Linked DNA regions of Homo sapiens: region 2 is linked to region 1. Evidence: read pairs that join two places in POLR2A ChIA-PET (ENCODE). Cell type or tissue: A673. All regions are shown on one strand. Links, peaks and the distances in the headings refer to the core of each region. The heading gives the core; the rest is flanking DNA.

Region 1 (15,163 bases), core at 3,353-11,352:
GCCCAGCCTCCCTCGCTCCAGCCTCCCAGGGCTGCCCGTTTTCCTGCCTGTAGGGTAGAGTGGGAAGTCCAGCCTCCCTCGGTCCAGCCTCCCAGGGCTGCCCGTTTTCCTGCCTGTAGGGCAGAGTGGGAGGCCCAGCCTCCCTCGGTCTAGCCTCCCAGGGCTGCCCGTGTCCCGGCCTGTAGGGCGGAGTGGGAGGCCCAGCCTCCCTTGCTCCAGCCTCCCAGGGCTGCCTGTGTCCCGGCCTGTAGGGCAGAGTGGGAGGCCCAGCCTCCCTCGGTCCAGCCTCCCAGGGCTGCCTGTTTTCCTGCCTGTAGGGTAGATTGGGAAGTCCAGCCTCCCTTGGTCCAGCCTCCCAGGGCTGCCCGTTTTCCTGCCTGTAGGGCAGAGTGGGAGGCCCAGCCTCCCTCGGTCTAGCCTCCCAGGGCTGCCTGTGTCCCGGCCTATAGGGCAGAGTGGGAGGCCCAGCCTCCCTCGGTCCAGCCTCCCAGGGCTGCCTGTTTTCCTGCCTGTAGGGTAGAGTGGGAAGTCCAGCCTCCCTTGGTCCAGCCTCCCAGGGCTGCCCGTTTTCCTGCCTGTAGGGCAGAGGGGGAGGCCCAGCCTCCCTCGGTACAGCCTCCCAGGGCTGCCTGTGTCCCGGCCTGTAGGGTAGATGGGAGGCCCAGCCTCCCTCGGTCTAGCCTCCCAGGGCTGCCCGTGTCCTGGCCTGTAGGGTGGAGTGGGAGGCCCAGCCTCCCTCGGTCCAGCCTCCCAGGGCTGCCCATTTTCCTGCGTGTAGGCCTGAGTGGGAAGTCCAGCCTCCCTCAGTCCAGCCTCCCAGGGCTGCCCACTTTCCTGCCTGTAGGTCAGAGTTGGAGATCCAGCCTGTTCTGTCTAGAGTCACAGGGGAGCTCATTGCCAGTGGGTGACAGAGAAAATTTGGATGCCCTGCCTGTGAGGAGGGGTCTGGTAGCCCTGGGCGGGGGGTCTCCTTGGCCAGGGCACCTGCCCACCCCTCCCTTTGCCCCAAGCCTGGATTGAGGGGTGTTGGGGCTGCCTTTCCCGACCCATGCTAGATGCAGGCCACATCCAGGGCTCACCTGCGGGGGTCCAGCAGGGCTGGTACTGTGTGGGCGCTGTGCCGTGTCCCCAGGGTCCTCCACCACCTTCACGAGCGGACACGGGGCCGGGAGGCTTCCACAGTGCTCTCTGGAGATGCCAGTCAGTGCCTGAGAGCCCGGAGGGCGAGGGGGCAGCCGGGGTCCCTGGTGGGTTCCCAAGCGTCATCCCCATCCCAGCCTGGTCTCCCGTGGCTCTGCCTGTGGATGTGGCCTGGGGCTGGGGTTGACGCTGGGGTCTCGGCGTGGCTACCTTCGTGTCTGGCAAGAGGGGAGGGTCTGGAGTGTTCCGAGCTGTCCATCAGGGCCGGCATGTTGACCTTGGGCCACTGTTAGCCTCGGCCAGGACCAGCGGCTGGAGGGTCTTCCAGCCCCACCTGGCCACCCCATTCCTCCAGCCACTGAGCCCAAGGGGCCTGTCGCCATGATCTGGCCTCACCTTTCCCCCGAGTGGGGCCCCAGCGAGGCCGGCCAGCACCCCCAGGACCCTGGGCCGGGGCCGTGAGTCAGGGCGGGGCACCCGGGGGAGCCTGGGTGAGGAGGTCGTGGGAAGGGGCTGGGGCTTTGGCTGGCTGGTAGCTGCCCTCCGGTGGCTGGCTGCAGAGGCTGCTGTGAGGGGAGCCAGGTTGAGTTCAGCTGGCAGGGAGGGCGAGGAGGTAGGCTGCTGTCTTCACGGTTCCCAGAATGAGGTGGACCTTTGGGGAAGCAATGGGGGCAGGGTGGGGTCTGGGGACGGGAGGCAAGAAGCAGCGGCCGGGGTCAGTGGGGGTCTCCGCCCCGTCTCCGTCCCTGGCCGTCGGGGCGCCCGGGCGGCTGGCTGATCGTCCGAGTGTGAGCCCCCACCCTGGAGCCTGCGAGGTCTGGGGAGGAGGAGGCGAGGGGAGGATTTACTGGGCGGCGGAGTGAGGAGGCCAGAGAGGACGGGGGCTGGGAGCGGGGGCTGGAGCGGGACCCCGGGGGGACCTGAGCGCCGTCGCGCCGCCGTTCCGGGCAGGTCCGCGCAGACATGCAGCGGCGGAGGCCGGGCGCGCCCCTGGGCCTCGCCCCCGCGCGGGGGCTCTGAGCGCCGGCCGTCCCCATGACTGCGCCCTGGCGCCGAGACTCGCCGCGCTGAGCCGCCTCGGGACGGAGCCATGCGGCGCTGGGCCTGGGCCGCGGTCGTGGTCCTCCTCGGGCCGCAGCTCGTGCTCCTCGGGGGCGTCGGGGCCCGGCGGGAGGCACAGAGGACGCAGCAGCCTGGCCAGCGCGCAGATCCCCCCAACGCCACCGCCAGCGCGTCCTCCCGCGAGGGGCTGCCCGAGGCCCCCAAGGTACGCGGCCGGGACGCACGTGGGCCCTCGCGGGGCAGCTTCGGAGCTGGGGCTCTGGGGCGTCCTCCCCCAGCAGGCTCTGTCCCTGCCGGCTCTGCCTCCGGGTCGCCCTTTTCGAGGCCTCGGCCACGGTCCCGCCTTGAGAATCTGCTGCAGCCCAGCCAGGCCGGCCTCTGGGAAGCCCTCTCCTCCTCTGCAGCGGAGACCTGGCCCCCAGCTGGCCTGGGGTGGGTGGGTGAAGGGGGCTTCCCGCGGTTGGGGGCCGCAGTTAACCCTTTGAAGCGTGGGCCTGCCGCGCTCTGAGGAACCTGTTGCTATTAGGTTAATTGCTGATTTGGGGGCGGGGGTGGGGTGGTTCCGGCTGCTTGCTGGATGGTTCACCAGACCCCTTGGGAGTCCAGCGCCCCATGACTCCTGCGGCTGGAGACGCCATGGCGAGCCTGTCCCTTGTGCTTTCTGGGGGTCCTGTGTAGCTAGCACCCCCTCTTGCGGGTTAAGTCCTGGGGCCCCAGTCAGGCCGGGCGTCCTCACAAAGACAGAAGGCCCCAAGCCCACCTCAACCCTGGGCTTCCTCTCTCCTGCTCAGGGTCTCTCCAGGGGTCTTGGAGGGCAGGTCTTGCTGCCGCCGTCGTGGGCCCCAGGACTGGGAGGGGAGCCGCAGTTGCCAGAGCAGCCCCCATCCCCGGCCCTCACACCTTTGATGCTGGTCTCCCTCCTCCCGAGGGCGTCTCTGCTGCAGCCAGCCCGGCTGCCTCTCAGCCCACGCGGCCCCGCTGGAGCCCGAGGTCCCGTTTCCCAGATGGGAAGGCTGAGGAGGGTTGAGGCCGCGGCTCTGCCAGCTCAGGAAGAGTGGGCTGGTTCCCGGCGCTAGGGCCAGGCTGGCAGTGCTGGCAGGGGCGGGGCAGTGGGGGGGTCTTCAGCAGTCCGGGCCAGTCCCCCTGGAAGGGAGGGGGCACCCCACTGCCCAGGGCCACTCCTCCAGAGACCCTGCAGGGTGGCGGGCCTCCCTCAAAGGGTGCCGGCTGGAGGGCTGTGAGGTGTGTGCTCAGGCTGGCCCTCCAGGCTTCCAGGGTTGGGCGGTTCTCCTGCAGCCTGCTCTCTGTTGCCTCTGGCTCTCAGCCCCCAGATAGGCTGAGGTACAGGCCCCTCCAGGGCGCCGGGTCCCTTCAGCACATTGCGGTGGTGGTCAACAGGACAGCAAGCGGATAGCGGATGCCTGAGGAGTGGGGGAGGAATGGGGGGAGGAGAGGGTAGGGTGGGGGGAGGAGGGGAGAGGTGTGGGGGAGGAGGGGAGAAGAGTGCGGGGAGGAGGGGGAAGAGTGGGGGGAGGAGGGTGAAAAGTGGGGGAGGAGGGGGAGTGGGGGAGGAGGGAGATGAGTGGGGGAAGGAGTGGGATGAGGAGTGGGGGGAAGGAGTGGGATGAGGAGTAGGGGGAGGAGGGGGGAGTGGGGGAGGAGGGGGATGAGGAGTGGGGGGAGGAGGGGGAGGAGTGGGAGAGGAGGGCAGAGGAGTGGGGGAGGAGGGAGATGAGTGGGGGAAGGAGTGGGGGAGGAGGGGAGAGGAATGGGGAGGAGTGGGGGGAAGAGGGGGAAGAGGAGGAGGAGGGGGAGGTGGGAAAGGAGGGGAGAGGAGGGAGATGAGTGGGGGAAGGAGTGGGATGAGGAGTGGGGGGAGGAGGGAGATGAGTGGGGGAAGGAGTGGGATGAGGAGTGGGGGAGGAGGGAGATGAGTGGGGGAAGGAGTGGGATGAGGAGTGGGGGGAGGAGGGGGAGGAGTGGGGGAGGAGTGAGGGGCTCAGGGCATCAGGCTCTGGCTGTGTCCACAGAAGCCCCGCATGCCTGCCCTGCTGGTGGCATTGGGACGTCAGGGTTCTGACTCCCCCAAGGGCGGCCGTGGGTCCTTCTCCTGGCCGGCGATGCCTTCCCTGGTTCTGCCCTGAGTGCTCCCCGCTGCCCTGGGGTCCCAGCTCTCTGCAGGGTGCAGCCTCAGTGCGCTAGCCCCGTCCCGTCCCTTCAGCCATCCCAGGCCTCAGGACCTGAGTTCTCCGACGCCCACATGACATGGCTGAACTTTGTCCGGCGGCCGGACGACGGCGCCTTAAGGAAGCGGTGCGGAAGCAGGGACAAGAAGCCGGTGAGCCCCGCCCGGGCTGCTGCAGGGTCTGAGCCCCGGACAGGGTGTGGTGGTAGCTCCCACCGGGTCCCACTGGGCCCCTCACCTGCTTCTCTCTCCCCCCAGCGGGATCTCTTCGGTCCCCCAGGACCTCCAGGTGCAGAAGTGACCGCGGAGACTCTGCTTCACGAGTTTCAGGAGCTGCTGAAAGGTCAGCCGCCCTGCACTGCCCAGAGACCAGACGTGCCTGGGCCCTGTGCTGACCCTGCTGGCCGCCTGTGCCCTCCTCCCCACAGAGGCCACGGAGCGCCGGTTCTCAGGGCTTCTGGACCCGCTGCTGCCCCAGGGGGCGGGCCTGCGGCTGGTGGGCGAGGCCTTTCACTGCCGGCTGCAGGGTCCCCGCCGGGTGGACAAGCGGACGCTGGTGGAGCTGCATGGTTTCCAGGCTGTGAGTGGAGCCGGGAGCTTAGAGCGGGGTGTTGGGTGGGGCCCCACAGGCAAGACGGGACCACACACACCGCCTGACACTCATGGGGCAGCATGTGGGTTGGGGGCTGGGGGCGGGGCTCGGAGGGCGAGGGGCTGCCTCGGGTCAGGGTTGGGAGGCCCTGGGGGCCCAGATCACACTTTATGCCCAGACGGAGCGTGGGTCCCCGGTAGCCGGGAGGCAGGGAGACCCTCCTGGGTGTGGACTCGAGGGTCAGTCCTGCTGGTGCCCACAGTGAGCGTGAGGGTCCCGGGAGAGCTGCTCCGAGTGAGGGGCTGTCGGTTGCAGGCACCTTCCCCAGGCGGGGTCTGTGGGGTGGGGGCCAGGCCCTGCGCTGGCCGCTCACCCACTGCCCCTCACAGCCTGCTGCCCAAGGTGCCTTCCTGCGAGGCTCCGGTCTGAGCCTGGCCTCGGGTCGGTTCACGGCCCCCGTGTCCGGCATCTTCCAGTTCTCTGCCAGTCTGCACGTGGGTGAGCCGGATGGGGCAGTGCCGTGTGCTGTGACGGGGCTGGGGCTGAGCTTTCTGGGGGCGCCTGGCATCGCCGGCCCCGGGTGCGGGTCCTGTTAGGGACCTATCCCCTGCCCCATGGGGGGCCTTGGACTGGGCATGGGGTCCCTGCTGCACGCCTGGCCTCAGGCGCCCCCTCCCCAGCCCCAGCAGCCACTCCTGGGCCTGTCCTGGGATGTGTGCCCTGAAGCCCCTCCCCACCAGCCCCCACCCCGCCCCCCATGCACCACCCTCCCCAGGGCTCTCTCCGCAGACCACAGTGAGCTGCAGGGCAAGGCCCGGCTGCGGGCCCGGGACGTGGTGTGTGTTCTCATCTGTATTGAGTCCCTGTGCCAGCGCCACACGTGAGTGACCTCAGCCCCCGCTCCAGGCGGCAGCCCCCGGACCACCCTTGGAGGGGCTCACAGGCCACAGGGGTCTCTGGGCACTGGAGCAGGTCTTGGCCCCCTGGACCTGCAACGCCTCCCTCTTGCCCTGTGGGGCTGTGTTCAGGTGCCTGGAGGCCGTCTCAGGCCTGGAGAGCAACAGCAGGGTCTTCACGCTACAGGTGCAGGGGCTGCTGCAGCTGCAGGTGAGTCCGGGCCGGGTGTGAGCGGGAGGGCTCGGGTGCACTCGGGCTGGGCCGGGTGTGAGCTCGGTGCACTCAGGGCGCAGACCTCTGGGGCCTCGGCACCTCCTAGCGCAGGGCAGGTGGGCAGACGTTGGCCACCGAGTGGCTGGGCTGTGGCTGCGGTTGTGACGTCCCCGTGCTTCTTACAGGCTGGACAGTACGCTTCTGTGTTTGTGGACAATGGCTCCGGGGCCGTCCTCACCATCCAGGCGGGCTCCAGCTTCTCCGGGCTGCTCCTGGGCACGTGAGGGCGCCCAGGGGGGCTGGCGAGGAGCTGCCGCCGGATCCCGGGGACCCTCCTACTGATGCCCGTGGTCACCACAATAAAGAGCCCTCCACCCTCCCCACTGCCTTCGAGTGCTGCCTGGATGTTTCACTGGGGGTGGAAGCCAGGCTGCCGAGGTCGGCGGGAGATGGGTGGGGGCAGAAGGGTGCTGTTCACAGGGGAGCCCGGTAGCTTGGGGTATGGGCCGTAGAGCCTCCCTCGGGGCCGACTTACCTGGCCCGGGATTATGGTGATGGCAAGAGGCTGGGCGCTGCCCTGGTAGCCCCTGCAGGGGCCACGTCGACCCTGAGGACAAGGACCACTGTCCGTGCCGGCCCCACTCAGCTCTGCCCACGGCCTGTCCAGCCTTGGGGGAGCAGCAGGCCGTGGGGCACTGGAAGCCCCAGAGGTTGGAGAGCAGCACTGTTCTGGGCCCTCGGGAGGCCTGCGTCCTGTGGGGGGCTCTGTGCAGGGCAAGAGGACGTGCATGCCACACACGGGACCGCGTGCTTGCATGTGCTGGCCGCCGCAGGCGTGTGGAGCTGAAAGGCACCCCTGCGGGCTCAGGTGCGCCCAGACCGTGCCGTGCCCGGGGCACCCAGGTGGAGCAGGGCTGGAACCAGCAGGCTTCTCCTCGCCTGCTCTCGGTATGGCCGCACTCTAATGACCAGGGCCTCTCGGGGGCCTTAGGGGCCAGAACTGCCCCATGGAGGGTGGGGTGGGCCCCATATGTGACCATCATGCTGCTGCTCCCTGGCAGGTCCTGTGGATTTGGGCCCCACCCCCACCCCATTTTGGCTCTGGCAAACCCACACCAAAGAGTGTAAACTGGCCTCAGGACGTCCAGGCCTCTGCTGAGCTGCGGAGATGCCATCTCTGGTTGGCATCCAGAGCCCTTAGTCGCTGGTGGGGTTGGGGAGGTTGGAAGAGGCCAGAGCCCACGGCTGTTACCCCTCCCCTGGGACCTGGAGCTGCCGGGGCTGGCACAGAAGGGGCCCTCCCCAAGGCTTGCTGGGCAGTGAGGCGGGACAGCCCAGCCCTGCGACGAGGTGTGTGGGCAGGCGCCAATCGGCACGAGGTGGGCTTGGGTGGTGACCCGTCCCCACCTCTCTCCCTGGGCCCCCCAGAGTGGCGTCAGGGGCTGGGGCTGTCTGGAGGGGCCTCTGCTTCACTTGCCAAGGCTGTGGCCCCGGCTTAGGGGCTCCTCTCTGCCCTCAGCACCCCTTCTGTGGGCACGGCCTGCCCCCTGGGGCCTGGATCTGGAACGGGGGGTCTCCCTTCTGCAGCCCCTGCCCTGCTTGGCCACAGCACTCAAGAGTGCTCCCTTCCAGAGAGTCGGGCAGCTGTGCATCTGTACAGGGGGAACCAAGGTTGTGCCGGGCCCTCCTGGAGCTGGGTCAGCGGGGACAGCAGTGTGGGGGCCCTGAGGAGGCAGAGGCAGGAGCGTGGCCTGCACCTTCCTGGTTGGCGTGAGCCCTGGGCTGCGGACTCCCCTGTTTGCTTCCAGTTTTCAGTGGCTCCTCCCCAAACTGACGGGCCAACCCTGGGCAAGAACGGGCTGGGGGCAGGCACCCAGGATCAGGCAGCACCCAGCCAGGCCTTTCTGAACACCGCCTGGGGCCTCACCATCCGGGAATGGGGGCCCTCTAGGTTCTTCAGCAGCAGCCAGTCCCCCACCCTACCCAGTCCCGGAGGTAGGAGCTGTGATGACAGATGGACATGCCAGAAATGGGACCCAGGGCCGCGTAGAGCAAGATGGTGATGAGAGACAAAGAGACGTGGAGTGGTGGGGCGGGGGGCCGGGGCTGAATGAGTTGGGGGCCAGGGCCCGGGTGAATGGGGGCGGCGGGGGCTGGGGCAGGGACCACGGCCGGGGTGAATGAGGTGGGGGATGGGGGCTGGTCGGGGGTGGCTGGGGGCTGGCATGGGGGCCAGGGTGAATGGGGGGGGCTGGGGCCAGGGTGAATGGGGGGCGTGGGGATGTCCTGGTGCTGGCACCACCTCCCTGGCCTCTGCCTCCTGGTTTCTGCCCCAGTGGGAGGTGATCAGCCACTTAGCCGCAATTCCCCTGGAATGTGCCATCTCTAGCCCCCTCTGGGCACCCAGGAGCAAAGGAATGGACAGGTCGGGGTGGGGTGGGCGGCCTCACAGGAGGGTCCAGGCTCCCAGCCCACCCAGCCAAGGCTCCATCCTCTGGCCCAGCCCAGCTGCACCCCTTCATTCTCTCTCAGCCTCACCTCCTGGGCTGGACCCACACTGCAATGTTTGCCATAGAAGGGACCCTGGACTCTTGACGAGGGTGGGAGATGCCTGTCACTCACCCAGCCGGAGCGTGGGGTCCCCGGGGCAGGTGCAGGCCAGCCAGAGCTGCTGTTGCTTGGGGTCTGGGCTGGCTGGGGGACCTGGGGAGCCCAGGGAAACGGATCTCTTCAGGCCTGTGCCCCCCGGTTTGGGAGCTGGGGTATTGAGTGTCCCAAGCGTCTGGCAGCTTCGTGGACCCTGGCAGGAGCAAAGCCAGAGCAGCCGGCTACGTGCCGGACGGCCTCAACCCGACCCCTGACCCCTGACCCTTGACCCCATGCCCTGAGCGGCAGGGAGCTGCCGGCTTCTCCGTGACCTCCACCAGGGCTGACTTCCCAGAACCGCAGGCCGACCCTGCTGCCTGGCCGGGGCTGGGGGCATCGGACACTCCTGCCGTGGGCTCCCTGCCATCCTGGGAGGGGCCATGCCCGGTGCGGGGACACTCCCCCCACCAACCCTCCAGCTCGTCTGCTCACAGGACCAGCCCTTCCCTAGAGTCCCAGCGCTGGACCTGCCTGACCCACCCTGCCCCGGGGCTGCCTCGGCTGGGTCGGAGCCAGTATTCCCAGCCCTGGTGCTGTCCTGGTCTTGAATGGACAGAAATGCGGACGGGAGCTCAGGGCAGCCAGGAAGTCCTCTTGGGGCCAGGTGCGGCAGCCACCCTGAGGGGGCAGCAGGAGCCAGGGGAGGCAGGGCTGGGGGCTCCTGGCTGTGAGGAGGAGGCTGGGCCCCGCTCCGGCCCCGCCTGTCAGGTGTGGACACCATTGCCCATCCGTCCCCGGTGCCTCAAGGGCCCCACTGTTGGGGTACGTAGGAGATGCGGCTGCCCTGGCCTGGCCCCTGGGGGCGCCTGGGTGTGGACCCTGGGGCTGCAGCCAGGACAGGCAGGCGCTGGAGGCCCAGCTTTGGCATCTTGTCTTCGCATCCTTCTCCCCGCCTCTGTCACCCCTGCCGCCCCTGCCGCCCTGCAGCTGGGAGGGTGTCTGCTCCAAAGGCCCCTCGGACTGCCTGCCAGCCTCTCTGGAGTAAGCCCAGGGCGTTCCTGGGGCCTGTCCCAGACCCCAGACCACACCACACCTGGTGACCACTGTCATCTGGGCCTTGGAACAAGAATGGCCTGGGGGCATGTAGGGGCTGTGTAGGGTCCAAACAGACCTGCCTGCCCTGCTTTGTAAAAATCTATGTACCCAGGTGCCCCGTGTTGACCCCGGGTTGACAGTTGTGTGTCCCTGCGACTGGTGCGTGTGTGCCCACGTGTCTGCACATCTGTGTGGGTCTCTGCCCTGGGACTGGGACTCTCTACAGAGCCAGCAGCACGGCCCCCTTGAGAACAAACCCAGAACAGCCGTCCAGGACCCCGGGCCCGAGCGCTTGGCTGGCCACTCAGTGCCTGGAGCGGGCGTGGCCGGGGTCCCTGGCGTCCGGGAGGCCACATAGCTTCGGTCCTGCCAGGGACAGCAGAGGGGCCCATGGAGCTGTGACGGCTGCTTCGGCATGTGGGGCTCCCTGAACTGCGTGAAGGGGTCCAGGGACGGGGCTCCCACCCTCAGCTGGGGGCTGCTCAGCGCGCTGTCCCAAGGGGAAGCTCTTTCCTGCCTGCAGAGCGCTGCCCTGGGATCTGCTGTGCTCCGACGCCGCTGGGAGCTGGAGCTGGGGGCAGAGCTCGGCGCCGCGTCCTGGGGCCGTCGCTCACGGGCTGGGCTTGGCCAGTCTGTGCTTGGACTCCCAGTTCAGGTCACTCTGAGCTATGGTGACCTCAGGGCCTGTCCCCCAGGGGTCTCCCTCAGCCTGACCCTGACCCAGGAATGGCAGCGTGTCTGGTTGCGGGAACACGCCCTGGCCCTGCCTGTGCCTGCCGAGCCACCGGCGTGTCTGTCCGCCTGCGCATCTGACTGCTGTACAGGTGGGCCTGGCACCAGAGGCCTGGGGACAAAGGGTCTTTGTTTGGGAGGCTGGGGGCAGCCCCTGCTCTGGGCCAGTGACTCACGGGTGCCCGGGCGTGATGATATCTGTGTTGCGACAGCCAGGTGTCATGCGTGTGACCCAGCCCAGCAGGGCCTCCTGCCCACCCCGCCCGCGCCCACGGCCCTCACTTGGGGGTGACGAGAAGCGTGACAGGTGGGGGCTGGGCAAACCCCGTCTCCGCAGGGAAGCGTCTCCAGACCCCTTGGGCCCCCAGCCCGCACGCCCGGGCCTCTCCCTGCCACACAGGAGTGTGCAAAACACATCTCTGCAGCAGGAGGCACCACGGCCGGACTCAGGCCCTCGGGACGGGTGCTTTTTAGGCTGAGTTCAGCTGTTCCTGGGTCGGAAGGTCTGGGTGAGGCGGTTGAGGGTGAGGCACCGTGACCGTCGCCCCGGCGGGGACTTGGGCCTGGCTCTGCCCATCCCTCACTCTCTCTCCGGTCTGAGGTGGGCGGTGGCGGGTGCGGGGCCCCTGGGGGAGGCTGGGGCCGCTGAGACCTTCGGATGCCACCGGAGGGAGGGCCTGGGGCTTGGGTTTCCTTCTGCTCCAGTCACCGGGCTGGGTCCGGCCCTGGGTCAGCGGGGAGGGGAGCTGGACTGCGGCCCTCCTGGGCTCCTGTCCTGCCTGCCCGGCCGGCCCTGGAAGATCTGCGGCCACCTGTGTTTACTCTGGAGGATGCAGCTGAGGAGGTCCTGGCAGGGCCACACTCGTAACCCCTGGCTTCTCAGCTGTGGGCGCGGTCTTGCACCCTGGCTAGCTGAGTTGAGGGGACTTTGCGGCATCTGTGGCCCCGACCAGGGCAGAGTACCCGAGCCCCAGCCCAAGGAGAGGCCTCGCTGGGCAACGCGACCAGGACAGAGGCCGAGGCTGGATGGGTGGGGAGCGCCTGGGGCCTTCCAGATCCTCCTTCCTGCCCCTCCCGCCTCCACCTCCCTTCAGCCCCTTGGCTGCAGCCAGCTCTCCTGGGATCACTCATCCACTGTCTACCTCCACTGGGAACCTCGGTGAGGGAGGCTCAGATCCTTGGGGAGGGAGGAGGGGGTGGGCCCCAGAGAGACCTTCCGAGGAGGACAGGGTGGGGCCAGATCTTGGTTCTTCTCCTCGGGTGGTTCTGACCTGGCCAGCGTGGTGCAGTGTGGCCATCAGGGCAGGGCTAGCGGCACCAGCATCTAGCAGGGAGGGTGCGGAGGGCAGGGAGGCCAGAGAAGGAGGGGCTGTGAGTGCTGGGGGTGGGGACCCACCCTGGCCCTGAGGGAAAGGAGTGTGTACACCCACAGAGGCCAACTTGATGGGGTGGCCTGGGTTTCAGCTCCCAAGGCTGTGGGAAGGTCCTCTGGGTGGGGGCTGGGAGGAGACCTCAAGGGGAGGCCCAGGGGTTTGGGCTGTGCCCCCTCAAAAGCCTCCTCTTTGAGGACCCCAGAGATTGGCCAGGCCTGTGGGATGGACACAGAGGTCTTTCCCCTCAGCCCACAGTGGGAGAGGGAGACGCCAGCTCACCTCAGAGTAGGAAACCAGGAAAAAGCGCCAAGCCCTTCCCAGGCCCCTGAAACCAGGGAGCAGGCCCCACACAGCCAGTCCAAGGAGCTGGAAACTTCTGACAGGCTGCTGTGGGCCCAGGAAGCAGGGCCTTGCGCGAACAAGGGGCCTCCTCTCTCCTCCCGGCCCCGCTCTGGGTGCGGAGGGCCTGGCACGCACCTGTCTCTGGCCACCTGCTCCCGAGGACTCCCCAAGCCGTCTGGGCCGCTGGGGCTTCCATTCCTGCAACGTCAGCTGGTCTCACAGTGCCACAGCTGGGGAGCCTGGGGCCGGTGGGGCCACAGGAGGGCCGTGACCCCCTTAGACCTGAGGACTCTGAGCTGGGACAGTCAGCCAGGGAGAGGGTGGAAGAGTCTGGGGTGACCCAGGCCGCGGGGGCAGCCCTGCTGCAGGCTGGACTGATGGAGGCCTGCCGGGAACAGGGTGTGTGCTGAGCCCTGCGGGGAGGAGATCTGGGCCCAGTCAGTGCTGGGCGTCTGTGATGCCACAAGGTTGCAGGAGCCCCTGCCTGCGTCTGCACCGAAGAGCGCCGGGCACAGGGAACTGGGCTGGCATCCTGGGGCTGCTGGACGGGGCGTCTTCCCTCGCAGCCCTGGAGGCCACGCTCCTGACTCTGGGTAGAGCCCTTCCTTGCCTGGTGGGGTGGGGGTGGAGGGTCCTCAATCCTTGGCCTGCAGAGGCATCGCCTGGGTGTCAGTCTCTAGCCACACAGTGGCTTTTTCCCAGGTCTTTTCTGGTAAGGACACCAGTTCCGTGGGAGTAAGGCCACCTCAGGACCTTGCCTTAACGCAATTCCACCTGCAGAGACCCGACTTCCAGACAAGGTCAGTTTGTAGCTGCTGGGTTAGGGCTTGGAATATCTTTTAGGGGGCACAGTTCAGTCCCGTAACAGGAGCCTTGACAGCCAGGATCCCAGCCAGACACAGGTGGGCAGGTGGGAACCTGGAGGCCTCAGGGGCGGGGGTGCCTCCGGATGCAGGTAGCACTTTGCATCTTGGGGGTGACCAACCAGGCCACAGGCCCGGCGGGTACCCAGGGCTGGCCCAGAGAGCTGGAGCCAACGTCAGGTGCCTGCATGCCAGCCTCAGGGGGCAGAGAGGCAGGACCATAGTCCCCAGGAAGAGGGCAGAAGGGGGTGCTCTCCTCCTGGGGGATCCTGAAGGGACCAGAGCCCATCCTCTTGGCTTGACCTGCATTCCCTGCCGGCCCTGTGCCTCCTGGGGGCTGTGTGCGTGTGGCTGCGCCGTGCCCGTCCAGCCCTGACACTGTCCCCTCCATGGTAGGTTCTCGGGGCCACTAGAGGAGAAACATCCGTGTGGCTGAGGAAGAGTTGGCTGTTTTGTATCCCAAGTTCCCACATGGAAATGAATTCGGTGACCCCCCATCTCCCGAGGGCCTCCTGGTTTGGCCCTGGTCTCCGGGAACCGAGTACCTGGGTGGGTGGGGAGCTGTACAAGCTAAGACCAGGGAAGGACGCCTGGGGGACGGATGCCACGGCCCGTGCACGGTCGATTGGAGCCGCAGGGCAGGGAGGATCTACAGGGCAAGTTCCAGGTGAGACCAGAGAGAGCTGCAGCTGCCCCGGCTCTGGAAGCCCCCAGCCCTCCCGAGGCCCAGCCTTCAGCCCACGTATCCTCTGAACCCGTTCACCACGGTACGGCTGGGGAGGGTCAGCCTGGGGCAGGCTTTGTTCTGATATGAAATTTAATGTCTTAGGCTGAAAAACACTAAATTTCCATTTTTTTGTAGGTCAGAAGTGGTTGCAAACTGGATTTTTAGACTCTTCCTGTTGGGGGTCTCGGACATTTGCTCTTTTCCACAGCGGCCAATTCTTCAGAGCCACAAAGAACTGGGCGACGCAGGCCAGAGGTGTGGGAGTCCAGCCCTTGGTTCGAATCCCGCTCTCCACTGTCCATGGGGTTCTCAGCAAGCCCTCTGGCCTCTCCAAGCACACGCAGGGTTCCTCAAGCAATTCCAAACTCCAGAGAAGACATCCCAGGTAAAATCGGATGGCAGGGACCTGGGACACCGCTGTGACGGGCAGCCCCTGGGCTCGAGTCCACAACTCCCACGGGAGGGCAGGGCCCCATCCTGCTCACACCGGGGTCCCCAGCCCTCGATCCTCACGAGTCCTCGTCCAAGAACAAACTGTGCACACACGGGCGGTCAGTCCTGGATTCAAGGTGGCCCATCGGAGCTCGAACTCAACGGCCTGACCTAGGGACGCCTCCAGTCCCACCCCTACCTTTTGGAGGTGGGAGAATCACCGTGCAGGTCACTGACCCACTGACCACAGATCACCACTCTCTCCCGCCCCCGTTTCTTCCTCCTGAGACCACTGCTGCCTTCAAACGCAAGTAACCCAAACCTGCTCCCAAACCCATGGCAAGACTGACCCGGAGCCTAACCCAGCCCTGCCCCGAGCCTGACCCTGATGCTCGAGACTAGACCCCAGACTGGACCCGGTCCCAAAGTGGGACAACAAAGACCACAGCGGGGACCACCCAGGTCCCCCAGAGAGAAAACCCGCGTCGGACTCCAGGGAGCTCATGGTAACCCCTTGTCCTGGGGCAGCTTCATTTTACTTTGGCAAGGACCGCAGTGTTCGCTTTTCTCATTAAACGAGGGGCTTTCAAGGATGTGTTAAAGTACGTGAGAGACGGGCCTGGTGCCGGCTGGTCCTGTTTTCTTAAGGCGGAAGTTGGGGAACCGCGTCAGCACTCCGGGGTTCGGATTCCTGGAACCTGGGGCAGAGTCTGAAATAAAGCAGCACCGGCCCTGTGTGGCGCGGACCCATGGGAAGCCTTGAAAGGAAAGTCTCTTCAGAAAGAAACAATGGGTTCAGTGACTTGTACACTGAAAAGATAGATGGCCAGTTTTAAAGTTCTCCTGCGTTTAAACACGGGCAGCAGCGGGGTTGACGGTACAGGCACCAAGTTCTGACATAAAAGTCTTTCCTTAAATCATGTA
Region 2 (14,455 bases), core at 116-8,115, 200 kb after region 1:
ACCCAGGGGCTTCTTGTCCAAAGCCAGAGCCCAGCAGTTTTCGCCAGCGTCCCCCGGCCTACCCTGCTCGCACGGCCCTGCCCGGGCCTCCTCGATCTGTGTCTGCTGGAGGCAGGCGGCTTCCCGTAGCTCGCAGGCACTGCCGTAGGTGACACCGTCGCTGCCACACACGGGGCCGGGCGGGGGGTGCTCACACCGGGGACACACACACTGCCCTGCGGAGCACACAGCCCCAAAAGCACACACGGCATCTCCACAGGTCTCTGCAGGAGACAGAGCCAGGCAGGGGTCGGCAGGCCCAGGCTGAGGGAGGCACAGGACCCTGGCCCGCCCGGCCCCAGGGCCTCACTCACCACAGGGTCCAGCTGAGGCCACGTGCAGGCTGATCTGGTGTGTGCAGGCGTGCACGTGCAGCATGCACTCGCTGGGGTACGTGTGCCCGTCGGAGCCACACACGGGCTGGGCCAAAGCCACGCATTCAGAGGGGCACACGCAGCGCCCGGTCTCGGCCTCGCACAGGGCTCCAAAGCGGCACTGCCCGCAGCGGTCTGGGGAGGAGCTTCCATCACCAGGCGACCAGGAACCTCTCTCTCCCCGACCCCCACCAGACCCCTCACCCGCCACTGACCACAGGGTCCTTTGCGCGCCACCTGGATCTCCCGCCCGAGGGTACAGGCCGTGGCCTCCAGCTCGCACGCGCTGCCGTATGTGACGCCGTCGCTGCCGCACACAGGATCGTAGAGGCTCGAGCACGCCTGCAGGCATTCACACGCTGCCTGCCCGTTCTTCACAGCACACGTCGCCCCAAATGCACACTGCACCCCGAGGCATGGGGACGGGGCCTGGTCTGGGAAGGACACAGGGGCTCAGTGGTCCCACAAGCCCCCCCTCCGCTGCAGGCAAAGCCCCCAGCCCCACGCAGCAGTCCCTCTTCCAGGGAGGGGATGGTGGAGGAAGAGAGAACACAGGAGAAGGGCCAGATGCACAGCAGACACGGCAGAGAAAGGGACAGACACGCGGCAGAGGCGAGCGGAACACACACCCAGGAGTCCCCGGTGGCTGCGGGCGAGGCTGCCCCCAAGCTTGGGGCTTCCTGATTGTCCACAGCAGGCTATGGGAGGGCCAGGCTTCCCCAGCCTGCCCAGGCCACTGACCCCTGACCACCAGCATCCCCAGGACACCCATGCATGTGGGGGGGCTCTCTGTGGGTGGGAGGAGCCTGCACCCCCAGAGTCACACCCAGGGCTGCACGGGGGAGGAGGTGTCTGTCCACTTGCTCTGAGGACCACAAGGCCAGGCAGCAGCAAGCCACCCCCCCTGCCGCACCAGGGGCAGACCTCGGGCTGCGGGCTCCTGGAGGGCAGGCACGGCACCTCATCCTGCCAGCAGGTCAGGCTGGAAGACACAAGAGGCGGAGCCGACAGGGAAGAAGAGACCAAAGAGAAGAGACAGACGCAGAGAGAAAGACCAGAAGATGGGCGAACTGACCAAGACGAACACGACGGGACACGACGGCCACTGCCTCCCCCTGGCCCTTCAAGTCCTGACACTGCCTCCAAAACGGCCGACGGCTGCCCATGTCCCAAGAGTGAGGACCCTGGTGTTGTGTCCAGCCTGCCCACCCCAACAGCCTGTGCTTACAGCGTGGAGACATGCGGACAGGCCAGAGGACTCCCAGGGAGGGCGTGGCTGAGGTCAGGGACCAGGGAGCCTGGACAAGGCCCCGCCTCTGCCTCACCAGCCCCCAGGTATCCAGGTACCCTCCGCACACAGGCTCCACCCTCCCCAGAGCCTTCCCAGAGGGACCGGCCCACTCCCAGGACCCCAAGAGGAACATGATGGATGAAGATGGCATGTGATGTCCAGGCAGGGACTGACGCAGGAGCAGCCCACCCCGCCTGGCCTCCACCCCGGGGCGCTCACCACACGGGCCCTGGTGCTTGCTGGGGATGGCACGCTGCTGCCGGCACTCAGCCTGCTGCCGCCAGCAATCACTGTCATACGTGCGCCCGTCCTGGGCACACACGGGCCTGTAGGCCCCGTCACAGGTGACGCGGTCGCAGGAGCAGCGGGGACGGCCACGGCGGGACAGGCACACGGCATTGAACCGGCAGGGCTCCGGGCACTGGTCTAGGACGCAGGGGTGAGGGAGTCACGGAGAGGCTGGAGCACCCTCCATCCCTGCCCTGGGATGTGCAGGGAGCAGGGGAGCAGGCGGCCCTCCCAGAGGGGAGCCGCCCACCTCGACCCTGGCACTGGCCGCAGCCCTCCCCCGGGGGAGCCGCCCACCTCGACCCTGGCACTGGCCGGAGCCCTCCCCCGGGGGAGCCGCCCACCTCGACCCTGGCACTGGCCGGAGCCCTCCCCCGGGGGAGCCGCTCACCTCGACCCTGGCACTGGCCGGAGCGCACTTTCTGCAGGAGGAGACCCCGGGCGGCCCCCGATCGGCCCATGACACAGTCGTTTTCGTAGGTGACTCCGTCGTCCCCACACACTGGCGCCTGCCGGGCAGGGCAGCTCTCGGGCCGTAGGAGCATCTCAGGGCGCCGCGTGCGCGGGTTCACACGGCAGCTGCGGCTCGGGTCAGGGAGGGCGCCCTGACAGGGGTCTGGGGGTCGAGGGCAGGAGTCAGGACGCTGTCGCCGCGCGCCCACAGAGCTCGAGCCGTGCGCCCGCCGCCGCGCTCACCACAAGGGCCGTCGAACTTCTTGAAGACATTCTCCTGGCGGGCGCAGGCGCGGCGCAGGAGCTGGCACTCGCCGGGGTAGTCGGCGCCGTCGCTGCCGCAGACGGTCCCCTCGGGGGCGCCACGGCAGGTCGCGGGGCACAGGCACGAGGCCGTCAGCCCGTCGGCCGAGCGCGCACAGGTGCTGCCGAAGCTGCAGGTCACGTTGGAGCAGGGGTCCCGCGAGCCTGCGGGCGGGGCTTTGCCGGTCAGACGGGCCGCCCCCGCCCCCGCTCCCGCCCCGCTCCCGCCCCGCTCCGCCCCCCAGGCCCCTCCCAGCCCCGCTCCTCCCCGCCGGGCCCCGCAGGCCCCGCCCCCGCTCCCGCCCCGCTCCGCCCCCCAGGCCCCTCCCAGCCCCGCTCCTCCCCGCCGGGCCCCGCCCCTGCCCCCGCCCCACTGGCCCCGAAGCCCCTCCCAGCCTCGCTCCATCTCATAGGCCCCGCCCCTCCCCGCCCCAGGCACCGGCCCCGCCCCGCTCACCGCACGGCCCGCGGCTGAGCAGGCGGATGCGGCGCTGCTGGCTGCACTGCGCCCGCTGCAGCTCGCATTCGTTGCTGTAGGTGGAGGCGTCCGACCCACACACAGGCGCCACCACGCTGGGGCACGGGCTCTTCTTGCAGACGCAGGACGCCCGGCCCGGCCCCTCCGCGTTGGGCTCGCACACGGCGCCGAAGCCGCACAGCATTCCCCGGCACGCTGGGGCGGGTAGGGGAGAAAGCTCAGGGTGCCGAGACGCCCGTACCCACGTCCACAAGCCTGAGAGACCTTGCCGTGCTCGCAGCCCGCGCATTCACCCGCCCCCGCGCCGCATCGGGGGTCCACCACGGACACGGACACGCGTGCGTGCGCTCACAGGACCGGCCCTGCCCCTCGCAGACCCCGCCCGCCGAGGATTCCCGCCAGCCCCGGGCCTCTCCAGGGATGACCTTTCTCCCCCACCCCGCACCTGCAGGCGCGGAGAGGGGCGTCTGCCGCAGGCGGCACCCGACTCTGTTTCTGCGACGGGCGAGCACCCACTTCCCACCCACCTCGTGGGCCTCCAGCGAAAAGCAGAGACGCCTCGAAACCAACTCGGGCACAAGCAGTCCAGGCCCCAGTTCTGCTCAGGAGCTCCTTCCACATCGGCACCGGAGCCCCTCACCGATTCACCCCATGGAGCCGGGGGAGCCCCTTCCCGCGCTGCTGCAGCGTCCAGCACAGCTGAGCCCTGCCGCCTCCCGCCCGGGTCGCACCCAGGTCCCGCGTCTGGCCCTCAGGGGCCTGAGAGCCCCACCGGGACGGGGTGTGAGGCCAGGTCACAGCTCTGGCCCACCTCTGGCGCCTCCCTGACCGCTCCCTGCGCCTAAGATGGGTGGGGAATCTTCTTGCCTCCCTCTCCCCAACTCTTCCCCAGCTTCCCTGGAGAAGTGCAAATTCCTGGCCTCCGCCTCTACTATCTCCTATTCTCCCTGGCCAGCCCCCCACCCGCGGCAGGCCTGTGCCCTTCTGCAGCCTCCCATCGCTCCCTGGGATCCCTGGGGCACCCACACGCCCCCTCCTCCCTGGGCATCCCCCGGCCCCCCACCTCACTCTTGCCTCCTCCATCGCCCTCACTCTCTGTCAAAGCGAACTTCCTTCTTGGAGAGGTGCAGGAACTGTTGCTCATTTTAGTTCTTACAGCTGCAGACCACAGCGCCTGACACACGTCCCATCACCAGACCTCAACGTGGCCAACAAAGCTGCCTCAGGCACGTTAAAACCCAGAGCCCCTGCGGCAGCCCATCCTGAGCACCCCCACCCCCAGCATGGCCCACCCAGGATCAGGGAAGGGTCCGTTAGCGGCTGCAGCTGTCTGGATTTAATAAATGTTTAATTGGGTCCAATTATCATTAATAAGTCATGTCAGAGGGGTGGCTACCACCCATCACTTCCCAGCAGGCTCGTGAAATGGGGCAGGAGGAACCCCCCCCATCTCCAAGGAGGGTGGGTGCACTGGGAGCTGGAGCCAGCTGTTGCTATAGCAACAGCCCACCCCAGGCTCTGGCGCTGTCTGTCTGGGTGTCCCTGCCCCCACCCCAGAAGGCTGAGTGAGGGCCATCCGCCTGCCATCCCTGCAACCTACCCATGCTCCCCCCACCAGATCCCTGTCTTCCTCCCCAAACCTTGGCTGTGCCCCCACCCCTCTTCTGCTACTCTCCCACCTCAGGTCTTACAGCCAGGCTGCTCAGCTCTGCATTACCCACTGTGAGAATGTGGGCAGGTTATCACCTGCCTGGGCCTCAGTATCCCCTTCGGTGAATAGGAGCAATAGGACCTACCTCCCAGGATTGTGGGGTTAAATGGGCCAGTATCTGCAAAGCTTAGAGGGTGCCCAGCACACAGCGCTATGTGGCCCGTCTGCTGCCACTGTAAGTATAGTCATGAGGGCTGTCATCACCACTGGCCTTCCCCCGTCCTGGCTCAAATCAAACTCAAACCACATGCACCCCTGGCCCTTTCACTTCCCTTCTGGTTCCCCTTCTCTCTCCCCTCAGCATCTCCCTCTCCCTTTGGCCCTGCCTTGTCCAAGGCCCTGGGACTCCCAGTCCAAATCCAACGGGCACCTGCTGATGCCCAGCCAGCTGTTCTCCTGGGCTTCGGCTGGACCTGTGGACCAATGGTTCCCCCCAGGTCCCAACCCCATGGCCAAGGACCCAGTCACCTCCCTGCACCAGGGCTCCTGAGCCTTTCTCCCCTTTTGGTCACCTTGGCTCAGCCAGACCTCTCCCAAGGCCCTGACACCATGGCCAAGGGCACTGTTCCTGGATGGCGGGCATGCTCCTCATCCACCAGGACCCGCAGCTCCCTCCATAGTCCAGCCCGAGGTCCTGCTACGTCCCAAGACAGAGCCTTGGGGAAGAAGGTGATGATGGCAGCTCACCAGGGTGAGCGGGGCTGGACTGCTTGCAGGGGCATGGAGAGCAAGCTCTGGGATGGGAGCCTAGAGGTACCTTAGGGACAGGCTCTGAGTGACCAGCTGCTGGACCAATGTGGCAGGGCAGTGGAGAGACCTTGGGTACCTGGCGGGACCTTGAAGCCAGGCTGAGCACTGGCTCCCCATCCCCATCTGGTGTGCAGGGCCAGGTCCTGGCCCCTTCCCCTCTGCCTCCAGGGCCTCAGAGAGTCCGCTCCTCTTGGAATGTGGCCCCAGCTGTGGAGTGGGGGTGGATCTCCCTCACAGCATTTGATGGTGTGACACTGCCGGCCAGCCCAGGGTTTAAAGGTCACAGTGCTGGTCCCTCCCTCCTATCCCCATCCAGGCTGGAAACACATCTGCCCCTCAAGAGTGAGCTCAGGAATCACGGCCTCCGGGAAGCCCCACCCCCCCATTCTCCGCTCACACTGCGGGCTTAGGTGAGGGGCCGCTCCCACCACTGTGCTGAGTCTCCACAGGCCTAGGGGATCATAGAGGCTCCACACGAGATCACCTGAAGACAGGTGCACGTGGTGATGGCACACACGCACGTACCCGCCAGGCACAGCGCATTGCAGCAGCCACGCCCCGAGATGTCTCCCCTGCCAGCTGGCAGGAGGAAGGTAGGCCACCTGACAAGGCCACACTGCTAGAAATGCCAGCACTGGGCTCAGACACATCTGTGCTCCGGTCACCTGCCCACATGGCCCCTCATAGATGCAGGTGACACACCTAGGACCCTGAGAGCCCTGTGTTCCCGATGGGTCATTTTTGGGGGTCCTGCCACGCCTGTCTTAGCTCCACCTCCTGCAGGAGCCCCTCCCCGGCCACTCGGCCTCCCCACCCACTCTCCCGCAGCGTGACGGGTCCTCCCACTGTGTGCAACGCTGGAGGCGGCAGTGCTTTTTATAGGAGCGGGTATATTTAACTCCCTTCCTGGTCCTGGGTAGGCTGGGGGATGGAGAGGATGCCCCAGCCCTGCTGTGAGCTCTGGCCCGTAACTATGACCACAGTTAGGTGGCATGTGGGTCACGATGGCCTTGGTGTGGAGCCCTCCGTGACTCTGTGGCAGGGTGGGCTGTGGCCAGGTGAAGGGGGCAGTGTGTAAAGAAAAGGAGACACTCCCCAGCCTTCTGGGTGTCAGGAAACGAGGCTGAGGATGCTAAGAGAGGGGACCTCCCACCTGAGCACCTCTTTAAATCCAGTTGGCTCCAGGCCTCTGGCTCACAGGTGGTGGAAACGCAGTTCTTGCCCTGGCCCTGCCCGGCCCCAGCCACCAGCATAGACCTGCATAGACCTGTCTCCTCCCCAGGACCCAGCCCACTGGGAGGGTTCAGGCCCCTTCCTGCAAGACTCGGGTCCTTCTCTGAGTCCATACCCTCCTGCCCCCAGTCCTGGGGCTGCCAGGAGGGAGAGGGTCTTCCAGGACAAGCCAGCTGCTCACCTACCTGCTCTCCCAGCCTGTTGCAGGCCCCTGCAACCCGTGTCCCCTCAAATGCCTCAGGTCACAAACCACCCATGGTGCTGTGCTGCCCTGACCCACAGGGCTCCTGAGTCTCAGGAAGGGGGACAGCAACCCCACCGGCATGAGGCCCCTCAGAGGCCTCAATCACCTTGGCCACGCAGACCGGTCTCCTCTCCCCACAGTCCAAGAGAAGCCTGGTGCTCTGAGGAGCCTTTGGGATCTCATAGGAACAGCCTGGTGGGGTTGGGGGGCGGGTGTTGGAGGGCCATCAGGGGCTGGGGGCCAACAGACAGGTTGCAGGGCTAGAGCCCAGGGGTAGGACGGGTTCCCACAGCCACCATTCCCCATTCCCGCTGCCCAGCTCCTCACCCCAGGCCCAGCGCTGCCCCAGGCCAGAGTCCCTGGGACCAGGAGTTGAGTAGCCAAGTGTGGGAGAACCACTGCCCACTTGCTGGTGTGCGGCTTCAGGAGCAAAGCACAGCTGACTACAGGTCACCCCAGCCTGGCAGGCGGTCGAGGAAGCAGAGGGCCTCCATCTCACACCCCTGAATCCAGCTCCGGTTCCCAGGTGCCTAAACTCCACACTCCGAGGGAAGACCCCACCCTATCTTTCAGACCACTGAGCATCCCAAGCTGCCCCCACCTCTCAGCACAGGCGGGCATCACAGGGCCCCCTGCCAAGGCCTGGCCACCTCCTCCAGCCATCATCCCCCACTCCCAAGACCTGGAAAGTGGCCGAGACGATCTATCCAGCCCAGGGCTCTGTCTTCAGATCACTTCAGGATTCCCCAGGTCGTCCTTCCCACCCCATGTGCTGGTCAGGAAGGCCTCAGCACAGCCCTCACAGACAGCCCTGCACACACAACTGAACGCAAGTGAGACCCAGTGATGGGGCAGGTGCTCCTTCCCCACCTGCTGGAAAGGACCCCAGGCCTGGCGAGGGAGCCACCGGTCCCCCCGTCTGTGTTCCTCTGCAAAGCTGACCACTTCCTCTCTTCCCCTCACACCCTCACACCACCCCGATGACAGTGGCCCAAACACCAGGAGCACCCCGGGGAGGACAGGCCCCACCTCACAAAGCAGGTCAACAAGGTCAGCCCGCCCCCTCCATCACTTGTGTCCCCCCATGACAGCCTGCAGAGTCCCAGGGACAGACTGCCGCCCTCCAGGCCCCTCCCCAGACAGCTGTCACTGATCAGGTCAGGGCCCTCCCCCAGCTCAGCCTTCCCTGCAAGCTCCTGTCCACTTCCAGCCTCTGTCCAGCCCCACCCCTTGCTGAACAGGGAGAAGGGAGGACAATAGAGCGGAGCCCCCTGACCGGACTCTGGCCCTGCCCTACAGGTCTGACATCACCTCACAACCTGTGGGTCCCAGGACTTGTTCCCAGTTTTGAGGCTGAGGGGGCTGAGGCCCAGAGAAGTGAGAGCCGAGGTCCAGTGCCGTCAGGCGGCGGCCTCTAGACCCCGAGTTCCTACTGCGGCCCACCGCTGCGGACTCCCAGGACAGACGCAGGTGCCCTTGTCCAGCCTCCTCCTCACTCCAGACACACTCCACACGTCTGGGTGCACACCTCCAAATGGCCCCTGACTCCCAAGAGTGCCACAGCCCATCCAGGTCCCCCGAACTCAGCCCTACTCACCATCAGGAGGCGTCGGAGGCACTGGAGTGAAGTGGGTCCCGGGTTTATCTGGAAGAAAACAAATCCCCAAGTTAGGCTCCTCTGAGCAGGCTCCTCCCTGTCCCATCCCTTTGCCCAGCCTGGAAAGGGGCACCCCTGCCCACCCCCCCCCCCCCACCGCTAGCCCCAGGGATCCAGGCTGCTGAAGGGTCCAGCCCTGACCCCATGGGCTGGCTGAGGTCTGAGACAGAGGCCCCTGCTTTTCTCTGCCCCTCCAGCCAAATAGTCATGGCCTGACCCCTGTCAGATGGGGCCCCAGCCACAGGGGTGCAGGCAGGACCCCCTTCCCTGGAAGAGTCCACCGCAGGTCCTGCCCTACCCCCAACTGCCGGCTCTCAGTGTAGCCGGCTGCCCCTCCCTCCCCAGCTCCCGCAGAAAGTGTTTCTGCAGCTTTGGGTGAGGGCCAGGCCCACTGAGAGCCCAAGGACGGCCTCCAGGGACCGAGGGGTCCGCAGAGTGACCCATCCCATCCCCGGGAAGCTGCCGGGAGCCCCGCGGACCCGCCGCGGCCTCCAGCCTCTATGTGCAGGGGCCTCGGGGTTGGGGCTTGGCCAGTGCGACGCCCCGCCCGCGGCCACCTACAGTTGTTGAGGAACAGCAGCACCGCGAAGCCGAGCGTGGCGGTGGCCAGCAGGATCAGGCAGGCGTTGCAGGGCACCATGAAGCCTCGCACCAGCAGGGAGGCGCCAGGCGGCTGCCGGGTGTCCCGCGCCAGCGGCAGCGGAGGCATGGCCCGGGGCTCCGGCTCTGCGCCCCACTCTCAGAGCGTGGGGGCTCCTCACGGGGTGCCCTTGGGCCTCTTCAGGGCTGCTCGCCCCATCCTGGGACCCCTGGGGCGGCGGACAGCAGCTGTGCCCTCAGAGTTCACCCAGTCACAGCCCTGGGGGTGCCAGGTCCCGGCTCCAGTCCTCCAGGCTCATCGTGGGAGGAGGGCAGAATTCTCCCGGAGTAGAAATCCCAAATGTGGGCTCCGAGGTAGGCGGAGGAGGGACTGGGAGCCCGCAGCCACCCCTGCTGCCCACAGCCTCCCCGGGCTGGCCGCCAGCGCTCGGTCTTCCCGGAGCCCCCGGAGCCGCGCAGGCCGGAGAGGCGGTGCGCGCGGCAGGTGCGCGGGGGCCGGGCGCCGAGGGTCTGCTGTCCCCGTCCCCGGCAGAGGCGGAAGCGGCGATAGGAGCGGGCAGGCAGGAGGGGCGGCCGCGTCGGGAGCGAGAAGAAAGCGCCGCCTGCGGAGGCCGCGCCGGGTCCCGGGCTCCCTCCAGCTCCCCTCGTCCCCGCGGGGCTGGGGAGGTGAGTGAGGGGCGAAGACGCCGCGGAGGGAGGGCGGGAGCAGAGACAAAGGAAGCCGCCTCCAGGGACCCCGGCGTCCGCGGGGAGTTCCAGAGGATCGGGCGGATGCGGACGGGAGAGCGCCGCACAAAAGGGAACGCCGGGCAGGCGGGGCCGGGGGTGCTCGGCTGGGGCTGGGGCTGGGGCTGGGCCCGGGGCCGGGAGCGCTGGGGCTGGGGCTGGGCCGGGACTGGGGCTGGGGTGGCTGAGGCTGGGGCCGAGGGTGGGCCTGAAGGTGTTGGGACTGGGGGTGGGACTGGGGCTGGGCCTGGGGGCGCTGAGGCTGAAGCTGGGGCCGGGGGTGGGACTGGGGGCGCTGGGGCTGGGCCGGGGGTGGGACTGAGGCTGCGGGCGTTCAACTGGGATTGAGTCGAGGGCAGCGGTGGGGCTGGGCCGGGGGAGCAGGGGTCGCGCCGGGCAGCGTCGCGTGCTGGAGCGGAGGCGGGTGCGGCCGGGGCAGGTCGCGGGAGGAGGAAGCGCCTGGGGAGCAGGAGCTGGGCCGGGCGGGTCCGCGCCCCGCACCCGCGGGGGTGAATCGGAGTCGCCGCAGGGGGCTCGGGGGGCCGCGTGCGACCGCGTGTGCGCGTCGTCGTGCGTGTGCCCGCGAGTGTCTGCGCCCGCGGCCCCGCCCTGGCGGGGCGTAGGTGGGGGAGGGCCCCAGGTGCGGCGCGAGCTGGAGGGTGGAGTGAGGTGAGCGGCCCAGAAATCGCCTCGCCCACTTTCCCCTGGGGATTGACAGTGGCTCCTCCAGTCGCCGGCGCCCCCGACTCCCGCGCGGGGCGGGGTCATGCAAATGAGCCCCATGCAAATTGCGGCGGGGACTCCCTGCGGGTCCGTGGGGCTGGAACGCCCCCAAGAGGCCGTTCCGGGAACGTCCGGGCCCTGACGTCACTGCGGCCCGGGGCGGGGAATGGGGGTCTGGGCCCATCTGGGACTCCTGACGCGTAGTCCGGCGTCCCCACACCCGCCCCCGTAGGTCGCCCCTCTCCCTGGCCGCTGCCCAGCCGGGGGATCCGGGGGTAAGGGAGGGGCCCGTCCGGTCCGGTGTGTGCACCATCCCCTAGAGTCCATGCCAGGCCCGACCACCCTGGAGGCCAGAATCTCTCGGCGACCGCACCTCAGCGCCCCCGCACACCCCTGGCCACCCGCAGCCTTTGGAAGGGACCCCTGCGCACCCATTACCCTGCCCTCTCCTCTGTCCCTGCAATGACCGACCCCATTCCCCAAGCCCCAGCTCCAGGAAAGCAAGGACCCGGCGCCAGGGCGCTTCTGCTCCGCCAGTCCCCTCCAGCACCGCGGACCAAGCCATCTGCCACACTCGGTCTCACCCACTCTGCAGACGACAGCTGCCGGCAGCCACCAGTGCCACCGCGTGGTCACACCCAGGCCTCACCTCAGTCCACCCCAGAGGACCCACTGCCCACACCTGCTGCCTTCCTGGAGTCCCCCAGCCGGGTGTCTGGGCCCCTCAACCCCATGGCCTCCATCTGGACTCTCCCCAACGCCTCCTTCCTTCCAGGTGCCCTGTCTCACCTCCTGGTCAGGCTCCTCCAAGGGCCCCAGCCAAATCCCACCAACCCCACCTTAGCTGGGAAGGTCCTGTCTTGCCAGCTCCCTCTCTTGGGACTCCTTTCCACCCCACAGCCAGGGACCAGCACCATGCCCCATCACCCAGACAGGAGGCCTCCACATCTCTACGGCCCTGGAACCTGGTGTTCCAATGAAACCCTGCAGGAAAATCCAAACTCAGCCAAGGGTTCTCACCCACCCCAAGCCACGTCCCATCCAGAGCAGCTGTCAAAGGAAGCACTTGGAGACCCACCCCTGCTGGCCTCACTCTCTCCTCAGGGGAGCTCCTACCCCAACCACCCCACCCTGCTGGACCTTGGCACTGTCCACACCAGGCTGACAGTGTTCCGGCGGTGCTGACTGTGGGTGCCCCGGGCAGGGTCTGACTTTTTATCTCCCCAGCGCAGGGTGTGACCCAGGGATGAGAAAACCCAGAACAGGACTTGCTGTGTGCAGAGGCAGGTGGTTCACATGCATTCCCCATTTCTCACCTCCCAGCTCTGAGTCCCAGGGGCAGTGCCAGGGTCAAACCCAGGCCGTGCTACCAGGTCACGCGCCAGCCCGCCTGCTGCCACCACCTTCAGCCATGGGATCTCTGGGCGGGCTCTGCAGGAGGAGGACAGGTACCACAATGTGGGAGGGGTGGGGGAGCCCCAGGTACGGGCTGGCAGAGGGGGCCTCAAACACTGCCTGGGAAGTTTGCCCCCACACAGAGAGACCCTGGGATCTGCCAGCAAAGGGGGCCCAACAAGCTGAAAGTCACGTGGGGGGCCTGGCTGCCCCAGGCCGACACTGGAATGAGGCTTAGGGCCCCTTGGGCTGGGCCAGGGGAAGGGGAACCAGGCAGGCAGCCTGGCCCCACCCAGCCCCAGTCAGTGTCTGAGCCCCCCACAGAGGCCCAGATGCCTTCAGAAAGACAAAGGGCCATTGAGGCCCCAGGCCCAGCCAGGGAGGGAGCTCAGGCGACATGAGCTATTTTGGGATCTTCAGACAAAATCATTCAGCCCTGACCAGCCCACGCAGGCTCATGTGCAGGAAAGAGTACTAGCCCCCTGGTCCCTGATCTCACACTCACAGCACCATGCACCGCACACACATACACACACATGCTGATCTCACACTCAGCACCATGCACTGCACACACACAGACATGCTGATACACTCACAGCACCATGCACTGCACACACACATGCTGATCTCACACTCAGCACCATGCACTGCACACACACAATCTCACACAGCACCATGCACTGCACACACACACATCTCACACAGCACCATGCACCGCACACACACACACACAATCACACTCACAGCACCATGCACTGCACACACACACATGCTGATACACTCACAGCACCATGCACTGCACACACACATGCTGATCTCACACTCAGCACCATGCACTGCACACACACACACATGCTGATCTCACACAGCACCATGCACTGCACACACACACACGCTGATCTCACAGCACCATGCACTGCACACACACACATGCTGATCTCACACAGCACCATGCACTGCACACACACACACGCTGATCTCACAGCACCATGCACTGCACACACACATGCTGATCTCACAGCACCATGCACTGCACACACACACACACACACATGCTGATCTCACAGCACCATGCGCTGCACACACACACACACACATGCTGATCTCACACAGCACCATGCACTGCACACACACACACTGATCTCACAGCACCATGCACTGCACACACACACATGCTGATCTCACACTCAGCACCATGCACTGCACACACACACACGCTGATCTCACAGCACCATGCACTGCACACACACATGCTGATCTCTCAGCACCATGCGCTGCACACACACACGCTGATCTCACACAGCACCATGCGCTGCACACACACGCTGATCTCACAGCACCATGCACTGCACACACACACATGCTGATCTCACACAGCACCATGCACTGCACACACACACACGCTGATCTCACAGCACCATGCACTGCACACACACACACACATGCTGATCTCACACAGCACCATGCGCTGCACACACACACGCTGATCTCACAGCACCATGCACTGCACACACACACATGCTGATCTCACACAGCACCATGCACTGCACACACACACACGCTGATCTCACAGCACCATGCACTGCACACACACACGCGCTGATCTCACAGCACCATGCACTGCACACACACATGCTGATCTCACAGCACCATGCACTGCACACACACACACACACATGCTGATCTCACAGCACCATGCACTGCACACACACACACACATGCTGATCTCACAGCACCAGGCACTGCACACACACACACATGCTGATCTCACACAGCACCATGCACTGCACACACACATGCTGATCTCACAGCACCATGCACTGCACACACACACACACATGCTGATCTCACACAGCACCATGCGCTGCACACACACACACATGCTGATCTCACACAGCACCATGCACTGCACACACACACACACTGATCTCACAGCACCATGCACTGCACACACACATGCTGATCTCACAGCACCATGCACTGCACACACACACACGCTGATCTCACACAGCACCATGCACTGCATACACACACACGATCTCACACTCACAGCACCATGCACTGCACACACACACGCTGATCTCACAGCACCATGCACTGCACACACACATGATCTCACAGCACCATGCACTGCACACACACACACACATGCTGATCTCACAGCACCATGCACTGCACACACACACACAC

The links. Peaks named below come from ENCODE experiments on the same cell type or tissue, not always from the same donor. Only the 100,000 strongest peaks of a DNase experiment are listed, where the experiment ranks them.
Region 2: POLR2A ChIA-PET joins it to region 1 with 22 read pairs; 7 of 35 experiments call an interaction of 5 or more read pairs at or near these places.

What each region holds. Positions count from the first base shown.
Region 1 is chr1:1,233,758-1,248,920 of GRCh38, reverse strand. It overlaps C1QTNF12 (C1q and TNF related 12), which reads left to right and starts at 2,199. Exons shown (of 8, transcript NM_001014980.3): 1 at 2,199-2,407; 2 at 4,424-4,540; 3 at 4,646-4,730; 4 at 4,816-4,967; 5 at 5,369-5,477; 6 at 5,769-5,859; 7 at 6,008-6,086; 8 at 6,275-6,468. The coding sequence starts at 2,231. The coding sequence ends at 6,373. It overlaps B3GALT6 (beta-1,3-galactosyltransferase 6), which reads right to left. Exons shown (of 1, transcript NM_080605.4): 1 at 13,880-15,163. RefSeq lists enhancers at 694-1,474, 1,475-2,256, 14,317-14,818. In A673, for the core only: no CTCF peak of the experiment used is centred there; no DNase peak of the experiment used is centred there.
Region 2 is chr1:1,029,631-1,044,085 of GRCh38, reverse strand. It overlaps AGRN (agrin), which reads right to left. Exons shown (of 36, transcript NM_198576.4): 3 at 8,762-8,809; 4 at 3,206-3,421; 5 at 2,689-2,913; 6 at 2,384-2,608; 7 at 1,924-2,130; 8 at 629-847; 9 at 354-548; 10 at 63-263. Among named protein-coding and RNA genes, the nearest start is that of AGRN, 17 kb to the right of the region's middle. RefSeq lists silencers at 3,097-3,306, 9,964-10,113, 10,529-10,838, 10,758-10,878, 10,859-10,998 and 1 more and enhancers at 3,862-4,540, 10,752-11,621, 13,362-14,231. In A673, for the core only: a CTCF peak has its summit at 3,299; a DNase peak (open chromatin) is centred at 3,265; H3K4me3 peaks cover 627 bases; H3K27ac peaks cover 483 bases.